Regions from separate parts of the Homo sapiens genome. Here regions 1 and 2 are each linked to region 3. The links are chromatin loops, found by intact Hi-C in ENCODE. Cell type or tissue: heart left ventricle. All regions are shown on one strand.

What was found. Peaks named below come from ENCODE experiments on the same cell type or tissue, not always from the same donor. Only the 100,000 strongest peaks of a DNase experiment are listed, where the experiment ranks them.
Region 1: a loop joins it to region 3, with 5 times the contacts of the local background. A loop is called at or near these places in 2 of 110 quality-filtered maps.
Region 2: it touches region 3 in a loop (7-fold over the local background); 19 of 110 quality-filtered maps call a loop at or near these places.

The regions. Positions count from the first base shown.
Region 1 is chr5:172,533,947-172,536,446 of GRCh38, reverse strand. LOC105377727 (a long non-coding RNA gene) reads right to left here. Exons shown (of 2, transcript XR_941225.3): 2 at 1-968. Among named protein-coding and RNA genes, the nearest start is that of LINC01944, 24 kb to the left of the region's middle. In heart left ventricle, no CTCF peak of the experiment used is centred here; a DNase peak (open chromatin) is centred at 1,457; H3K27ac peaks cover 715 bases.
Region 2 is chr5:172,508,339-172,510,838 of GRCh38, reverse strand. The region is part of intron 1 of LOC105377727 (a long non-coding RNA gene); the gene reads right to left. Among named protein-coding and RNA genes, the nearest start is that of LINC01944, 49 kb to the left of the region's middle. In heart left ventricle, no CTCF peak of the experiment used is centred here; a DNase peak (open chromatin) is centred at 1,368; H3K27ac peaks cover 1,986 bases.
Region 3 is chr5:172,583,211-172,585,710 of GRCh38, reverse strand. No RefSeq gene overlaps it. Among named protein-coding and RNA genes, the nearest start is that of LINC01944, 25 kb to the right of the region's middle. RefSeq lists an enhancer at 555-1,055. In heart left ventricle, no CTCF peak of the experiment used is centred here; DNase peaks (open chromatin) are centred at 885, 1,310 and 1,680; H3K27ac peaks cover 2,500 bases.

The DNA.
Region 1 (2,500 bases), 49 kb after region 3:
CATTTAGTGTGATTCCATTTATTCAACTTTCTGGAAAAGGCAAAGCTATAGAAATCAGGTCAGCGATTGCCAGGTGCTGGGGCTGGGGAAGGGATAAACAGCAAAGGGGCATAAAGGAACTTTCTATGGCGATGGAAATACTCTACATCTTGATCATAGTGGCAGATATACAACTGTATACATTTGTGAAACTCATAAAATGGTACAATTAAAAAGTGTGAATTTTATTTTACATAAATCATCCCTCAGTAAAACTGAAAAAACAATAAGTGAGGTTGGCCAAACAAAACATTCATTTGACAACAAAAATTTATTGAACATATACTATGTGCCATCAACAAAATGGATAAGGGTCCTCCTCTCATAGAGCTTCTGTCCCTCTGTCATGTGTGTGTGCATGAGTCTCAGTCAGTACGTTTATTGATTTCGTGGGTTGAAGTCCCTCTAACTTGTCTGCTTTTGTTTGCTCTCTGGCATTTTTAAATAGTTGTTTTAAAATTTCATCCACAGTTGATCGTTGTTGTCTGTCAGAGGATTAGTCTGATACAATCTATTCCACTAAGACTAGAACTAGGACTGGGGTGAGATGAGGACATTGATGCTGAGAAAACTGTGATGACTTTGGAGACGTCACAAATAACCCCAACAATAAGCATACATGATTCCAGAATAATTTTAATATTCAGCTATTCTAGTATTTCATAACATGCCTGCAATCCTGATTACATACAGTGTTGTTAGGAAATGGAAGATAATCAGTGTGTTCCATGTACTAATAAATATGTATGTATGCATTTATTTATTTATTTATTCACTCAACAAACATGAGCTGGGACAGAGCCAGTGCAAAATGATAATTTAGAGCTCCTTGTTCAAAGATCATGAAAAAAGCGCTGTTAAAGTTTCTTCTTTCTTCCATGGTCTTTCTCTTGACTTCTTATGATGCTATTCATTTGCTATTTGATGTTCTAAGTAAAGAAAAAATAAAATTTTTTATTACTGGCATGAATTTACTGTTCATCTTTATATTGTGAAATTCCAGTTTCAAATGCAAAAGAGCGAGCATTTAATGCATTATCAAAATCACTGAAATTACAGTTTGTATTATGTGGCTCAACCCTATGGGAGTGCCTTAAGTGGCCATAAGAGACAAACAAGCCAGAAACAAGGCTGAAAAGAGGAGGAGAGGAACACACACACACACACACACCCAACACACACACACACCCATACCTACGTACATACACACATACACACACACCTGACACAGAGCCAGCTGCTGGAGCATTCCTGGGTACAGGGATACTCTCTCTGGTATGGGGGATACTAGCAGGGAGAGGACAGAAGTTCACAAGTGCCTGGGGCCTTACCCTGCAACATGGGACACGCATGCTTGCTTGAGTCTGAGGGCAGCTGGGTTCACCCTCAGCCAGTGACTGGACTGACAAGACCTGCCCTGGCTAGGGCGGGGTCTGGGGAAGCTGAGCCAAGCCTGCCTCTTCCCACAGCCTGTTCTCCAACCCACCGCAGACAGGGATCCTTGGGAATGTTTAACGCTCTAAGCCAACATGCTCTGGGTACCTGGATCAGGGGTGGGCGAAAGGCTGGACCTGGCTGAGACACAGCCTCCAGCTGGCCACCCACCAGATGCACTGTGGTGCTTAACCCTGGAGCATGCCCTACCAAAAGATGCCACCAAGTGTGCATGCCTACCCCTAATCCTCTGTGTGCCTGCTGGGTGGAGGACAGCAGCAGTCATAGGGCAGGGGCAGGGGGTGGAGGTGGAGGGATGGGTATCTGACCCACCCTGGGGAGGTGATGGAAGGCAGGACTGTGCGAGAGCTGAGGCTCCAAGTCCCTAAAGCATGCTTAGGGGTCCCATCAGACTTCACTTACGAAACACAAATTCAAAAAAAAATTATTAAAAATTTCAAGACAATGATGGTGACATCACACGTGGTGACCAAGGCCCCATCTTTCTAGGGCCTTATGTGATGGCACTGGTCGCAAGCCCATGAAGCCAGCCCTGGGTGATGCCCAACCAGAGATGAGTCAGACACAATTCCTGCCCTCTGTTTATGTCATCAGGCAACAAGCATGTGTCAGGCACTTAGGCTAGGCACTGAAGACAGAGGAGAGACCACTAGGAAAAGTGTCCCCACTCTTAAAAAGCTCACAGCCTGGCTACAAGGCAGGCTGACCTCTGCTTGGTAGCCAGAAACAATGGGATCCCAGGGGCAGGGGCTGCCAGCCAAGCCTCAGGGGTCCAGGGAGGCTCCAGGGAAAAGCAGAATTCATGCAGGATCTGGAGAATGGGATCTGGGTGAAGACATGGTGCAAGAACAAACAGTCCAGGCAGAAACTGGGTGTGCCAAAGCCCCAGGCTGGAGGGAACTTGGCATTTCGAGATACTGAAAGGAATGCCTCATTATTCAGAGTGATAAGCACTGTGCCATCCCACAGAAACGTCCACACTGAATTTTTCACTGTAATCTCAGCC
Region 2 (2,500 bases), 75 kb after region 3:
TATTAATTTTGCCTAAATTTCTTCCATGGGTACATAGTATTACTTACATTTTGTTGATGTAGAAACTAAGGCTCAGAATGGAGAAATGACTTGCCCCAGATTGCACAGAGGATGTGGTAGAGCATGAATTGGACATCAATTAGCAAAAGTTCCATTAACCACCTCTTTCATAAAACAGGTGCCAACTATATCTGCAAAACAGGCACAATGCCCTTCTCTACCAGATATCCGGGTGGATCAACTGACATTACAGTTTTGAAAGAATTTTCCAACGTGAAAAATTCTCTGCACACTGCAGAGGTGATTACAATGAAATTTTACTTAGCAATGACAATGACCTTTTATAGAAGTGGCTTTGATACTCACTGGGAACTACATTTTTAGCTTAGGAGTTGAAATTGGGATTAAAGTCACCTCCTCATTCATTGTATTCATGCCTTTAGCATGTAGTTAGCATCTACTCTGGGCAGACCTGTGCACAGAGATCTCCCGTCTCAGGGAGGATTGGACAAGACTGTATGATATGGTGTGATCAGTGCCTGGGGAGGTGCTGGGAGCAGTAGTAGGACAGCAGCAGTAATAAACAAAACAACTACCATTTATTGGGCAGTTACCATGTACCAAGCACTGACTACTCTGAATTAGATACACACACCCACACACACAAACATACACACACACATTTGGTCCTCAAGGTATGAGGAGGTATACTGATCACTTTCCAGCTGTGAGACCTTGGATAAGTTATTTTGCATTTTTGCACAATGCGACTAACAGTAGCCCCTACCTCCTAAATGCATCAATATAAAGAGTTTGATAAAGGCAGCTATTATATACTAGTCCTGTGGTCAGATGAAAACACCAAGGCTCAGAGAGTTTAATCTACCTGCCCGCCTTCCACAGCTGATAAACAAACATTACTCAGTACCTGCTGTGTGCGGGCCACAGTGCTAGGGGCTGGGCCATATTCAGAGCAAACATGGCCCCTTTCTCAGACGGCCGAAACAGCCCAGTATCCAACTCTAAAGGCTATGACTTTGCCCCAGCATGGGCAGCAGAGCATGGACAGGTCATGGGAGACTTCCCTAGGGAAATTCCTCCATCTGGCTTACAAAGCACAAAGACGGGTTTTGCAGATGGAAAAGTTGAGCAGGAGTGTTTCAGGCAGGGAGAACAATGCACGCCGAAAACGAGGGCACGGACCTTTTTCTTTCTTGTTCTGTCTGGGGAGGAGCACATCCTTCACCTGCATTTTCCATCCAAGTGCTGACGCAGCATCCTTGTTACAAGGAAGTAGGTCACATTTCCAGTCCCTCAAAAGGAAACTGCTACCTCCATTGTGACAGAGTGTGAAACAGCCACCTCCGCTGCCTCCCCCACGTGCCTGTGATCCTGGCTCCCTGGAGTTTGCTATTCCCAGAGCAGCTTTCCTCTCCCTGACCGCTGAGTGAGCCTTGCAGGGGAATTCAGCAGCAGCCCCTGAGCTGGCCCTGATAGAGGTGGGGGTGCGGTGGGGAGAATCTGAGGCTGGCGTGGGTGCCATAGCCCGCTTTCTGACGCAGCTGACTTGTACCAAGAGGGGAGTGGCTTTTCTCAGGGGGAAAAAAGCTCAGGTAGTGAACCTTGCAAAGGAAGTGGGGTCTCAAGCCCTACCTCGCCTATGATCTACTCACACAGAGCTTTGGAGCCTTTCTTTAGAGGACTGCAGAGACTCTGGGGTCATCTCAGTATGACAGTAAACCTAAGCCTGGGCAACAGATTACACCAAGGACCTGTGGCCATGGGCTCCATGCTGCCTGCATCTGCTTCTTGGAGCTGCCAAGGAAATGATTGATCCCAGGCCCAAGCCATGCAGCTAAGTGTTAGATTCGAGCTAATGATGCCGAGTTCTCTGCGAAAGAGTTCTCTGGGAGAGTGTGTAATGTGGTGGAAACGGTGAAGATTTGGAGACAGATGGGTATCATGAGCAGAACTGTCTCAAAAGGACCCCAGAATCTCATCCCATGTTGTCTAAGCAATGAGCTACAGGAGGACCACCCTGTTTCCACAGATTAATGGCCCCCTCTTCCCACCACCATGGCAGGGGAACTATAACATCCCACTGGCCCCCAAGATCCCCAAGGCCCCTGGATGCTGGCAGTCAGCATCCCCAAACAACCTCTGCAAACAGCCATCTCCCCAACTCCACTCCGCCTGGATCCAAGCAGCTGTGATGCTCCAGGGACTGAGCCACTCTCTCTCATGTTTGCCCTTTCAAAGGGAGACTCCAGGGAGAGAAGGAAGGGGCGTTGGGAGACCTCTGGCTCAGAAGACTTCAGACTGGGCCATTTCCCACTCTCAGTCCTCAGGGCCCCCTCCAATCCTGCCTCTTTGGAGAAGGAATGAAGCCCTGGGTGTGGACAGTGCCATCCAGGAAGGGCTCCACTGGGCAAGGACCTTCCCACTGTTGTTTTCCCCAAGTTCATTCCTGTATTAGTTTCCTAGGTCTGCCATGAAAAGT
Region 3 (2,500 bases):
GGAGACATCCCAAAAGGTTAGAGTTGTTATCTCTGGGTAATGCAACTTTTTAACAATTTTATTTTTATCTCTTTTTTCTTTTGTTTATCTCTGTTTTTGCCTACAAATTCCCTATGATTTCCTACCCAAGTTGTTGTGGGTAGAATTGTGTGCTCAAAAGCCAGGTGGAAGTCCTAACCTCTGATACGTGTGAGTGTGATCCCACTTGGAAATTGTCATCTTTTCCCATGTAATCACATTAAGATGGAAATCATACTTGATTAGGGTGGGCCATAATCCAATATGACTGGTCTCCTTGTAAGAAGAGGAGAGACACAGGGACACACAGGGAGAACGCTGTGTGACCATGGAGGCAGAGATTGGAGCAATGTGTCACCAAGCCAAGGATGCCAAGGTTTGTCAGCAACACTAACAGCTAAGAGGGCGGGGAGGAAGGATTCTCTCCTGGGGCTTTCAGAAGGAGCACAGCCCTGCCGACTCCTTGATTTCACACTTCCCGGTTCTCTAGAATGGCGAGAGAATTAATTCCTGCTCTAGGCCACCCAGCTTTTATAATTTGTTGTGGCAGCCACAGGAAATTAATATAAAGAGCAAGCCTTACTTATGTACTAGAAAGGGCCAAGGGTTTAAAAAAGAAAAAGAGGAGGAGGAAGAGGAGAGTGCCCCGATCAAGAGTGCTCCCTGGAGGGCTGGAAGTGTCTGCTCAGGACTCGGCGCAGATGTGTAGTGAGTGTTTGTTGAGTGAATAAATATGCCTGCAGTATGTGACATCGTCTTGTCTCTGTCCTGTCTCCCCACGGATCTCACTCTAGCCCAAAGCTGCCTGTCATGAAGGAGCTCCCTAGCGAGACTGGAAGCACAGCTGGGCTTCACGCACAGGCCCAGCCCTCAGCTCTGAGGCTGCCATGGGGGAAGCAGGGAAGGACCTGAAGGACTCTAGGTCAACAGCTCTATCCCCATCAACTTTGTCAGGGTCCCTGTGTGATGATGCCATGCCCTCGGCCGCATACCCAGCTTCTTATTCTTTGTGACCAAGCCACACCTTGTCATTGATCAGATCTTTGTGCTGCTTCCAAAGCAATCTACCTAAAACTCAGGTTAGACCCTGCCATGCCCTCCTAAAGACCTTTGGCGGCTCCCCCATTCCTCGACACAGCATTCACGGCCACCATCTATTTCAAGCCATTTTGGGGCTTGCCTGTCAACTCCCCACCTCCAGCCCCTCTTGCTGCCTTCTCCCCCAGCAATCCCACATGCTCAACCTCTGCCCCGGGGGCCTGCCTGCCCTCCCACCTTCTCTAATCTCAGCACTGCCCAGGCCTCCCAGCAGAGTGGAAATGTCATTCAGGGGGACTGTGGAGAGCACGGTGTCCCTGGCTCTCCTTCCAGGAAGAGGGAACAGAGGGAGGGCTTTTCTGGAATGTTTCCAGGCCTATCCTTCTTAGCTGGACAGGGACTCTATCTGCAGCAGGGGAAGAAACAGCAGATGTCTTCTGCTCCTCTGAGTGACCTAGTCAGCCTTGAAGAATCACAGGAAATGGCTCTTGGGACTTGCTAATGAGCTTTGGACGTCTTCCCTCTGTCCTGGCAGTGTTGGGTGGGGAGAGCTTCTGGGTCCCACTTGTTGGCCTTTCTCCTACTTTCCAAATGCCTCCTTCCTTTTCCTCCTCCAGGAGGTGGGAGGTGCGATGCCGAGCCCCACGTAGTGAGGGGAAGCCCTGGCAGAGGAAGCCTGTTTGTTCTCCAGCTTGGGCTCGCTGTAAACAAATTTCTTTTTCCTGATTAGGTCACACTCTTGAGCAGGGTTTTCGGGACACCTTGACTTGGTCAGGGGCTACTTGCCTCTAAGGAACAGAAAACCCAGTCAAAATAACTGAAATTAGTGGGAGACTGGGAAAGGTCATGGAACCCAAGGGGAACCACCAAGCCTCAAGAGGAAGAACCATCAGACACAAAGCAAGAAGCAAACTGTCAGACGCAAAGGGGATGCTCACTCTGTCCCTCCTTGGCCCACCTCTCTTCCGTCATCACCATTTTTTCTGATTTGCTTTGGAGATCAGCTCCCTCTGTTTGCTCATGAGGGTCCCCAAATGGCTGTCCTCAAATGGCAGTCTTCCTTCCCAAACCTTACAGATCCCCCAGGCCCAGCCAACTAATCTAGTCTCTTCCTCTGTGGGAGCAAGAATGACCATCACGACCCGACAGCAAACTTGTGGAGCCCCAGTGATGTGCCAGCCACTGGTCCAAGGTCTTTATGTGAGTTTTCTCATGTAATTCTCAAAATAACCTTACAAGGCAAGTTGTATTGTCATCCTTACTTATGAAGATAATAAACAAGGACACAGAAGCTAGGAGGGGTTAACTTGCCCAGGATCACCTAGTTAATGGGTAAGGAAGTTGGGGTTTGAACCCAGGTTGCTGGGCTCCAAGGTCTGAGCTCTGAAATGAATTGGCCTGACCCAGTGTCTGGATTGGGTCTCCCTGGATCAGGTGTCCCTCC